2 separate regions of the Mus musculus genome follow, and region 2 is linked to region 1. The links are chromatin loops, found by intact Hi-C in ENCODE. Cell type or tissue: heart. All regions are shown on one strand.

Region 1 (5,000 bases):
ACACGCTACCAGACCCTGGAGCTGGAGAAGGAATTTCACTATAATCGCTACCTGACCCGCCGGCGGCGCATAGAGATCGCGCACGCCCTGTGCCTGACCGAGCGGCAGATCAAGATTTGGTTTCAGAACCGGCGCATGAAGTGGAAAAAGGAGAGCAAACTGCTCAGTGCGTCTCAGCTCAGTGCGGAGGAGGAGGAGGAAAAGCCAGCCGAGTGAAGGTGCTGCAAAGGGAGGGGGGACGCGAAGGGAGAGGTCTGTGGGGGAACCTAGGGCACCCGAAAGCCCCAGAAGGCTCTGCGGTCGGGGGAGTCTGGGGACTTGCTGTCCAGAGCACGACGGGCAGGGCCCAGTGCTTGCCTGGATGCCCCCTTCTGCAGAGCTCTTCCTGGGCGCTTGGCGGATGCCCACCCAGCACCCCCAGCGCCTCCTCCCTCCCCCGAAGAACCCACCTTGGCCTCATCAGGCTCTCTGGTGAGAACTGAGAATCGGACTCACTTGATGTCTCCTGGAAGCAGAGCAGAATGCTCATGTCCTTGTCGAGTCTCATTTCGTCCATGTCCCCCGTGCACGGTTCAATGGTAGATTCGCTGTCCCCTCAGCAGGGACCTGAAAGACTCCCTGACCCCAGACTTGTCTCTCCTACCCCCTCCCCAAAGCCACTGGAAGGAGCACATACTACCTAGAAGGAAGAAGAGGAGCCTCAGAAGAAAACAAAGTTCTATTTTATTAATTTTCTATGTGTTGTGTTTGTAGTCTTGTCTTAGCTCCGGACGTGAAATACTTCGGTAATAATATTAATATTATTAATAATGATTATGATGATGATGATAATAATAATAAAGATGTGAAAACTCGCAGCTCAGTCACATCCAATCTTTCCCTGTCATCTCCCCCATAGCCCCCAGCCACCCTGTCACCCCTGAGCCTGAACAGCAAAGGCAAGAGCCATGGTCTGCCCCAGGGCCTTCCCAGCCTCCAGCCTCAATTCGGAAGTTACAGTTGAGATAAAAGCAAGGAGCCAAAAGCAGAGGCCAGGGATCGGTCCTCCCAGGCCCCAGCGTTGGTTGTGTCTCTCTGATGCTAAATTCACAATTGCCTCTCCCATTCAGACACGAGATGGAGAAAGCCTTTTTCCCTCTTGTTCTCTAAGCTTGCCTCGGTTGTGAGACTCTGGAGGGATGCCACTTGAGGCCTCCTTGCCCAGAGCTCTGGAGAGACGGAGCTGGGCGGGTCTAGGCGCTCTGCAGTGTTTTTTTCTGTCCTCTTCGAGCCAAGGGCCCTGGCCTTTGGCCCGCCCACATGGCTGTCTCTGCCGGCCTTGGCCCTCGGATCCCCGGCCTATTGCTCCGGAGACTGAAAAATGAGGCCACTGGGCATCTCTCCACAACTCGTCTACAGGCTCCAGGGTGCCTCTTCTCATATTAAGTAGGAGCTCGGTGGCCAGGAAGAGAATGGGAAGCCGGCAGCAGAAGGCTGCAAGGGCCCGACTTTATCTTGCTCTTTGGAGACCCGAGGGCAGGGGTCCAGGTGATGGCGCCTTTAGTCTCACCTTCTCAACCCAAAATGGCTCATTTTCTCTTTACTGCCACCCACACCCGAGCAGCAAGCTTCAGGCCCCGTTTTCTTTTCTTCCTTCTCCCTCTCCCCCCTCCTTTTTTTATTTTTAAAGAAAATAGCCGTCTGGCAGAAGGGGCCCAGCTGCGGAGATCTCTGGCCGCCCAGCGAGCTCAGCAAGGGGCCGCCGGTCTTCCGAACACCTTCCCAGGGAAGGCGGTAAGGCCATGAGCAAATTCTCCAATTATTGGCCACCAGCAACACAAGGCTTTGGATTTGGTCTCTGAATGAGATAGCTGGCATCTGGCGAGCTTGTTAAAGGGGATCTGTTTAAACCCCAAACTCCCGCAGAAGAGTTACCACCAAACCTTAACCGCTCAGACGGTTGTCTCTCTAGTCTTTGGCCGACCGACCATCTTTCTCTTCTAGGGTCCCTGTTTACCTCGGTTCCTAGGCCTAGGCTAAGGATGAGAGGTCAGAAGGAAAAATCCAAACTTCCCAGGGGCCCAGGAGAACGAAGAGCTTCCCTGCCTTTTCCAGCCTCCCTCCAGCCTAGTCCTGCGGCTCTCTCTCGTGTTGTGGACCCGCCGCTGAAGCCTAGCCAAGAAGCAGACCTGGCTGAGCTAACAAAATTCTTATAATTGTTTTTCACACACAACTTATAATCCTTCCCCCCATTTCCTTACCCAAGTTGGGGACTGGCAAAGCCTAAGGAGGGAAGATCAAGCAACTTCATTTTGATTATATTACCCAGAGTTAAAATAATAATGGTGATGATAATGTCAGAGAGGCCACAAATAGAGGGGATAGCCGCACCCTAACGAAGTAGGCAAAAGACTCAAATCCATCTTCCTAAAGGTTCAAGCCTGTGAGTGAGCTGCGGGCCGGGTTTCTTTCTTGGCTTGGCGGTTGCACAGAGCCAGCAAAGAGGTTGCCGAAGCCGCCATGGCGGCCTGCGGCCCGCGCTCCCGTCAATCGCCGGGAGGTGGCGCGCTCTGCTCAGAGGCCAACGTCAACCTTCTCCCTGTTTTTCCCCCTTCTCACTTTCTCCCCCCCTCTCGGAGGCTCGCATTGAATCGGCCCTAACGATTCTCCGATCGTCATTATTTGTAACCATAGAGCATGAATTACCTCTTGAGGTCATCAGTGAGAATTTACGACTGGTCAACAAAAGCACGTGATTCCCTAACGCCCCCCCATCCCCCTTCTAACCCCCCCCATATTTGGCCGCATACATAGCAAAACGAAGTACAGTGCATCGCTATAATTCATTAATACATCATAAATCGTGAAGCACAGGGTTATAACGACCACGATCCACAAATCAAGCCCTCCAAAATCACCCAAATGAGCTCGTACTTTGTAAACTCCTTCTCGGGGCGTTATCCAAATGGCCCGGACTATCAGTTGCTAAATTATGGCAGTGGCAGCTCTCTGAGCGGCTCTTACAGGGATCCCGCTGCCATGCACACCGGCTCTTACGGCTACAATTACAATGGGATGGATCTCAGCGTCAACCGCTCCTCGGCCTCCTCCAGCCACTTTGGGGCGGTGGGCGAGAGCTCGCGCGCCTTCCCCGCGTCCGCCCAGGAACCCCGCTTCAGGCAGGCGACGTCCAGCTGCTCCCTGTCCTCGCCCGAGTCCCTGCCCTGCACTAACGGCGACAGCCACGGCGCCAAGCCCTCTGCTTCGTCCCCTTCCGACCAGGCGACCCCAGCCAGCTCCAGCGCCAATTTCACCGAAATAGACGAGGCCAGCGCGTCCTCTGAGCCCGAGGAAGCGGCGAGCCAGCTAAGCAGCCCCAGCTTGGCTCGAGCACAGCCAGAGCCCATGGCCACCTCTACGGCCGCGCCCGAGGGGCAGACTCCACAGATATTCCCCTGGATGAGGAAGCTTCACATCAGCCACGGTAATTCTCCATCTCTTTTTTGTCCTCTCCGCATTCCTGCCCTGTGTTGGGGGTGGGGGCGAGCAAAGCTTGGCTTTGCCTCAAATATAGATCCCTTTTTTCTTTTCTTTTTTTCTTTTTCTTTCTTTCTTTTTTTTTGCCATCAAGAGGGAAAAGTGTCAGAAAGGGTCCCCACAGCTCCATAGATAGAGCCAAACAGTGTTGTTTTCTGGGCGTAGGCATTTAAAAAAAAAAAAAAAAGGCCAGTTTGTTGCCACGTTCAGCTTAGGTTTTGTTTACCTAGCCAGTCACCGGCTTTAGGATGAAAGATGGGATTTGTGTATTGTGAGGAAGGGTCCTGATTATTACAGAAATTTTGAGACTGCTGCTAGCAAAGGGGGAATGGGCTATAAACGGAGCTTTCTAGGGCAAAAGTGCAGTGGCTCTCTTCCCTCCCGGGCGAGCTGCCGCCTGAACCCAGCCTAGGGTGAGGCACTGGGAAGGAGCCAGAGACAAAGCCGGGAGCATTCACTACCATCAGAAGTGGGGGCTGCTGGAGAAGGGGGGGTATGAAGAAATAGAGGCTGGATGCAGGCATCTGGGGTGAGGAGGATGGGAGCTGCGGTGAGCTGGGTGCTGGGGACGCCTGGGTCCTGCTCCCCGCCCCCTCCCACTCAGTGCCCCCTCCTTTAACCGGAATAACGTTGCCTCGGGGCTCTCCTCTAACTGCTCTAGATATGACTGGGCCAGACGGAAAAAGGGCCCGGACCGCCTATACTCGCTACCAGACCCTGGAGCTGGAAAAGGAATTCCACTTCAATCGCTACCTGACCCGGCGGCGACGTATCGAGATCGCCCACGCGCTTTGCCTGTCCGAGCGTCAGATCAAAATCTGGTTCCAGAACCGTCGCATGAAGTGGAAGAAAGACAACAAACTGAAAAGTATGAGTCTGGCTACAGCCGGCAGCGCCTTCCAACCTTGAGCCCATCCGGAGGAGCCCTGGGCGGCCCGAGAGCCCGCACCAACCCCAGCTCGACCCTTCCAATCTTCCCTGCACTGCCGCTGCCCGCTGGGGACCAGTTCCCACGAGCCTGTCACACCCCAGTCCTGTGTTACAATTTTTCGTTTGGTCTTAGGTCTTCCCATGGCTCCCTCTCTCCTGGACTGGTTATCTTGTTATTATTGTTAATAATAATTATTATTATTATTTCCCCCTCCGTGCTCCCCACTTCTCTTGGCTCGCCCCCCCCCAAGTTGCCAGTGTTTCTGAATGTCCTCGTGTCTGTGGTTGCGCTCCTTTCCCCAGGAAAAAGAAAAGAAAAAGAAATTCGCATGTTTAATGTGACTTCCCCTCCCCGTCTGTGTTCTAACTTATTTATAAAAGGATGATGGCTGTATTTTGAGTTTCTGCTGGAAACTTCCATAAGGGGCAGCAGTTGAGGTTGGGTAGTGCTGGGCCCAGCTGAGCTGGCCTGGGAAATGGAGCCCACTGTCTGTGTCTCTTTTCTCCCACCTCATCCTTCTTCAGCCCCACCCAGCCCCCACTCCCTAGGCTCA
Region 2 (5,000 bases), 140 kb after region 1:
CTGTGTAACACATATCTGGAACTCTCAGCGGCTTACGGTATAGCTCTTGCTCACACATTTGTGAACTGGTTGCAATGAATTCTTGGCACAGTGTGGATCTTTTCTGTGACGTCTCTATGTAGTCTCTCATTCTGGGACTCAGGATGAAAAGGCAGTGGTAGGCTCAGGCAAGGGATAGGATGGCAAGATTCCAAAACAAGGCAAGCCTTCAGAGTTAAGAACCCTGCTCGCACTCCATTGGCTAGAGGCAGTCACGTGACTAGGTCCGTCATCAGGAGAGCGCTGACATTTACTCCTCCCATGGAGGGATGTAGTAGCGAGTGAATGCTTGCTGAACAACTCATCGCAACACAGAGAGCTTATGGAGTTTCCTTCACAAGTGGCCTTTACAAATAGAAGAGTTTGTTATCTATCTGGGTTCCTCAGGGTACCATATCACCTGAAGGAGGACCAGAAGACATGACTTCTTAAAGATGCCTATTTTGGTACAAAGGGCCATGTAATTTGTGTTTGATATCTGCTTGCCACTGAAGTCCCTTTTTCCTTTTCCACCAGAGCTGTGCCAGGGGGGTGATTTCCTAGCTAGGGCTTAATATCAGAGTCTCTGTGTGATTGTATACAAGTGACAGTCACACAGCAAACATAAATACGGAAGAGGCTCTGATACCATCAGGGAACAGTATTCCTGCCATCAGGCCAGCTTTGTCTGCCACCGCAGTGCAGTTAACTTCGGAATGAAATTGGAAAGCTAACTGACGGTCAGAGGGGACCTGGAAGATTTTCATTTGTAACGGAGACAGGCAGGGCACAGTGAAATGTAAGACAACAAACAGGTTTTGCCACAGGCTAGAGAAATGTGAATGCCCTTAGATTTGAATATACTTGGATGGAGAGAAGCCAGGTACATGGGTGAATTCATACCTTAGTTGTTTTGATTCCAAGATTTCATAAGCTGCACCTTTTCACACACACACCCCTGGCTGTAATAACTTTCCCATCTTTCTGCTCCAGGGTATTCCCGCCACCCTCACCCCACACATTTCTTCCATCAAGAACTCTTTAGGTTGTTGTCATTTAAAGTGAAGTCCCTAGACCAGAATGGCTGGTCTCAGATGATAGATACTATTTAGAAATACATAGCTTCCTCTCCATTCTCGCTGAACCCAGATCACTAGCGATGAGATGAAGAGCAATTGTCTCCAGGTAACTTTGTATCAGTTCTTCAGGGGATACTTTATGCACATGCACTGCAGCAGGAGAACATTGCGATTCTGACTCAGTGGACCACGGGGCAGAGCCTGTGACCTGTATCTCGGAAGACTTTAGGAACCCAGTCATGGGCTGGAGAGATGGCTCAGTGGTTAAGAGCACTGACTGCTCTTCCAGAGGTCCCGAGTTCGATTCCCAACAACCACATGGTGGCTTACAACCATCTGTAATGGGGTCTGGTGCCCTCTTCTGGTGTGTCTGAAGAGAACAATATACTCATATGTATAAAATAAATGAGTACATCTTTGAAAGAAAGAAAGAAAGAAAGAAAGAAAGAAAGAAAGAAAGAAAGGAAGGAAGGAAGAAAGAAAGAAAGAAAGAAGAAACCCAGTTATGTACATAGGCAAATCAGTGGTCCACAGTTCCAAAGCCTAACTGTGCTGTTTGCATAGGATTGATGTATTAGAGAAAGAGGACTTACTGAGGGTGGGGTCTTAGTCAACGGCCACCTGGCTTTGTGTTTTGTTTTTCAAGCATATTTTGGTCAGAGAGTGGGTCTGATGACAGTGAACCCACAAGGTCTCAGCTATGGAAGATTAAAGATGGGGCGAGGAGCAAAGGGACAAGCAGGGTAGGGGTTTGTAGACCTGGGTTCTAACGCTAGTTCTTGCTCTGTCAATAAGTGTGTTAAGATGCAGTCCCTTATTTCTCTGTCATCTATAAGCTGAAGATGACAGTCATGCAATCTCTTGACATGCTGGCCCCTATTAAAATGAAATAACATTATACTTACTTTAGCAGAGGATTTTTCTCTCCAAGTGAGTAAAGGAGTCTTAGCGACATGGGGACGCTAAACTGCAGAACTGAGAGCCATGTGCTGAGTACTTGGCCCCCAGGTCCCTTGTGAACCATAGGTGGAATTAGTTCTAACTCGTCCCAGCTCCGACATGCCTCTCAAGGTGTTGTGTTGAGGATGCCAGATCTGAATCAGGTCTCAAGGACGGAAATCTTTGCTAAGTGTGTGACTTTGGGCACGTTATTCTCCTGAAGCTGTACTTTTTTATTTACTAAAAATGAAATGATGATTTAAAAAAAAAACCTATCTGAAAAGGTTACTGGGGACTTTAAAAGATTCAGTATATGTCAAGGGCTTAAGACAGTGTCTGGCGCATTGGCTCAATGTCCCCAGGCTGGCACCTGGAGGAGGTGCGACCTCAGATCCTGCAGCAGAGGGCAGATGGCAAATCTCCCTCTCGCCTGTAGGTGGCGCCTCTCTGTGTTGAGCTGACTACCTGCGTCCGGCAAGTCTCAGCAAATCAAGTAGTTTCCTGGCATCTCTTGCTCTGCCTAGGATTGCTAGAGCCTGACTCCTACAGTCTTCTGAAGCTTGCTCCCAGGATGGCCAGTCTTAGGGATACCGACTTCCTAAAATGACATCCCTTCCCTGCTCCTGAGCACCTGCCACCCAGGAGGACTGGTCCTGGGAGGGTTCCCCAACCAGCCCTTGAGGTAGGGAGTTTCCTTTCTGCTAGGTTAAAATGACAAATTGGTACATGAGCGGTTAATGAAAGATGCTGGAAACGTCTGTGGAGATCAGAAAAATCGCCTCTCTGAGCTGACAGCCAGGCCATCTGCATTCCCGCATTTCTATTAATTCCTTAACAATAAACGACAGGAGCGCCTAGAGGGTTAACAGCTTAATTTAATCTCTGAGATTCCTTCCTGGAGCACTGAGAATTAGAAAGGCAGTTTACTGAACGTTATCCGCACACCTGGTTTTTACCCACTTGATGCCCTGAATCTGTCTTCCGGGCCACTCCTACTCGCCTGTACGCAGAGGCTCTGAATACTTTTCACGGGTCACCCTTGGACTCACTGAACCCCAACACTGGTCTCCTAGTTTCTCCACATTGGGCTTCTTACTTGCAGTTACTCTAAATGTTGGTTTAGGTCATTTCCCTGGGGTGGGGGATGGCTTTCTCTATAGGGAATGAATATCCTTTCCACAACCAGAACAAGAGCTTTTGACGTGAGTGTGAGTGTGAGTGTGTGTGTGTGTGTGTGTGTGTGTGTGTGTGTGTGTGATGGCCTCTGTGTGGGCGCCACAGCTTCATGGGCTCAGTTCTCGACTTCTACCTTTACACCGGTTCTGGGCATGGAACTTGGGTCACTAGCTTTTTATCAGATGAGGTATCTGGCTAACAAATCAGGCTTGGAGTCCCTAGCCAAGCATGAAATACTACTTGGAGACATTATTTCTGATGCTAATCCTTTCCTCTGAGGAAGACCAAGGCTTGCAAATGTTTAGTGGCTTGTAAGATTGTCTATCCAGCTAATGTCAAATCCCTCAGATAGAACTCAGGTCTTCTCACGCCTGCACAAACACTTGTTCCATAATAGGGTCGGCAAACAAGTTTGTCTTCCGCCTTCATGACTTAACTCCTCCGGAGGCTGGTAGGTAGGGGCTGCCTAGGTTGCTCCCTGGTTTAGGAGGAAAGGCCTCAGGGACACTCATGCTTTCCAGGCCCAGGGAAAGAGCAAAGGTATTTGCTGTCCTTGCATTTTTCAGTGGGGTTCCTTTGGGTTAGGCATTTAAAGACTCTATTAAAATGGAAATGTTATCTTGGAGGAGTAATGCATTAAGCCATTATCTGTCATTAACACCTTGGCAAGAACGCATTTAAGATGAGCCTGCTTGTTACTGGCAGCTCCCTTAGGGAATGGGAACTCTGGCCTCCATAGAGAGGCCTAGGAAAGGGTCTTGCCCTGGAGAAGTGCAACATTTGTAGAGAAGGAGCAACTGTGTCAGGAATTTCTATCTTTGCACCTTACAGAGCATTCTAGAATCAGTCACTATGCTATCTGCTCCTAACAGGTGTATGTATACTCCTAATCTCAGGTTCTTGTATAAATAGTTTTCTTATTTATTTATTAATTGTTTTATTTATTTACTAATTATTTTATGTATTTATGTATTATTTATTCATTTATTCACTTTTAAAAATACATCAAAATTCAGAGGTACGTAAGAGAATCCGTCAAGCCTCAGCAAACATTACATATAAAGTAAGGTGTCTAGGCTCCTTTAATTAAAGTTTGATTCATCAGTTCAAAAATAGTACAAGGTCAAGCTCAGTTTTCCTTCTCTCTCTTTTTTTCATTTTGGTTTTTCGAAACAGGGTTTCTCTGTGTAGCCCTGGCTGTCCTGGAACTCACTCTGTAGACCAGGCTGGCCTCGAACTCAGAAATCTGCCTGCCTCTGCCTCCCAAGTGCTGGGATAAAGGCGTGTGCCACCACTGCCTGGTTCAGTTTTTCTTTTCTGTCTTGTTTATCTATCTATCTATCTATCTATCTATCTATCTATCTATCTATCTATCTAGAACTGGCTTTGAGCCATCAGTTTTATTACTTTGCAGTTGCCATATTTGATGGTTTTTGTTTGTTTGTTTCAATCTTTTTCCTAATTATTTTTATAGACAGTCTTCTGCTAGCCTGGGCTGGCCTGAAACTCATGACCTTTCTGCCTCAGCTCCCAAAAGACGGAGTCACAGGTGTGTAGTACCACATCAAATTGAAATCACTTCTTTTCTATTGCTTTTAGAAACAGGGTTTCTTTGTGCAGCCTTGGTGGCTGTCCTAGAACTCGATCTGGACACCAGGCTGGCCTTGAATTCACAGAGATCTTCCTGCCTCTGTCTACTGGATGAAAGGCATGAGCCATCCGCCATCTTCCATCTCTTCTCCTCTCCTCCTCCGGCTTGAAACCACTTCTTATGCAATTTTGTTCATA

What was found. Peaks named below come from ENCODE experiments on the same cell type or tissue, not always from the same donor. Only the 100,000 strongest peaks of a DNase experiment are listed, where the experiment ranks them.
Region 2: it touches region 1 in a loop (8-fold over the local background); 1 of 42 quality-filtered maps calls a loop at or near these places.

What each region holds. Positions count from the first base shown.
Region 1 is chr11:96,300,713-96,305,712 of GRCm38, forward strand. Hoxb6 (homeobox B6) reads left to right here. Exons shown (of 2, transcript NM_008269.2): 2 at 1-857. The coding sequence ends at 216. It overlaps Hoxb5 (homeobox B5), which reads left to right and starts at 2,800. Exons shown (of 2, transcript NM_008268.2): 1 at 2,800-3,463; 2 at 4,178-5,000. The coding sequence starts at 2,902. The coding sequence ends at 4,425. The region is part of intron 1 of Hoxb5os (homeobox B5 and homeobox B6, opposite strand); the gene reads right to left. In heart, a CTCF peak has its summit at 2,541 (motif pointing right); DNase peaks (open chromatin) are centred at 1,349 and 2,559; H3K4me3 peaks cover 2,822 bases; H3K27ac peaks cover 1,487 bases; H3K27me3 peaks cover 5,000 bases.
Region 2 is chr11:96,436,485-96,441,484 of GRCm38, forward strand. No RefSeq gene overlaps it. Among named protein-coding and RNA genes, the nearest start is that of Gm11529, 26 kb to the right of the region's middle. In heart, a CTCF peak has its summit at 2,460 (motif pointing right); a DNase peak (open chromatin) is centred at 2,467; H3K27me3 peaks cover 3,458 bases.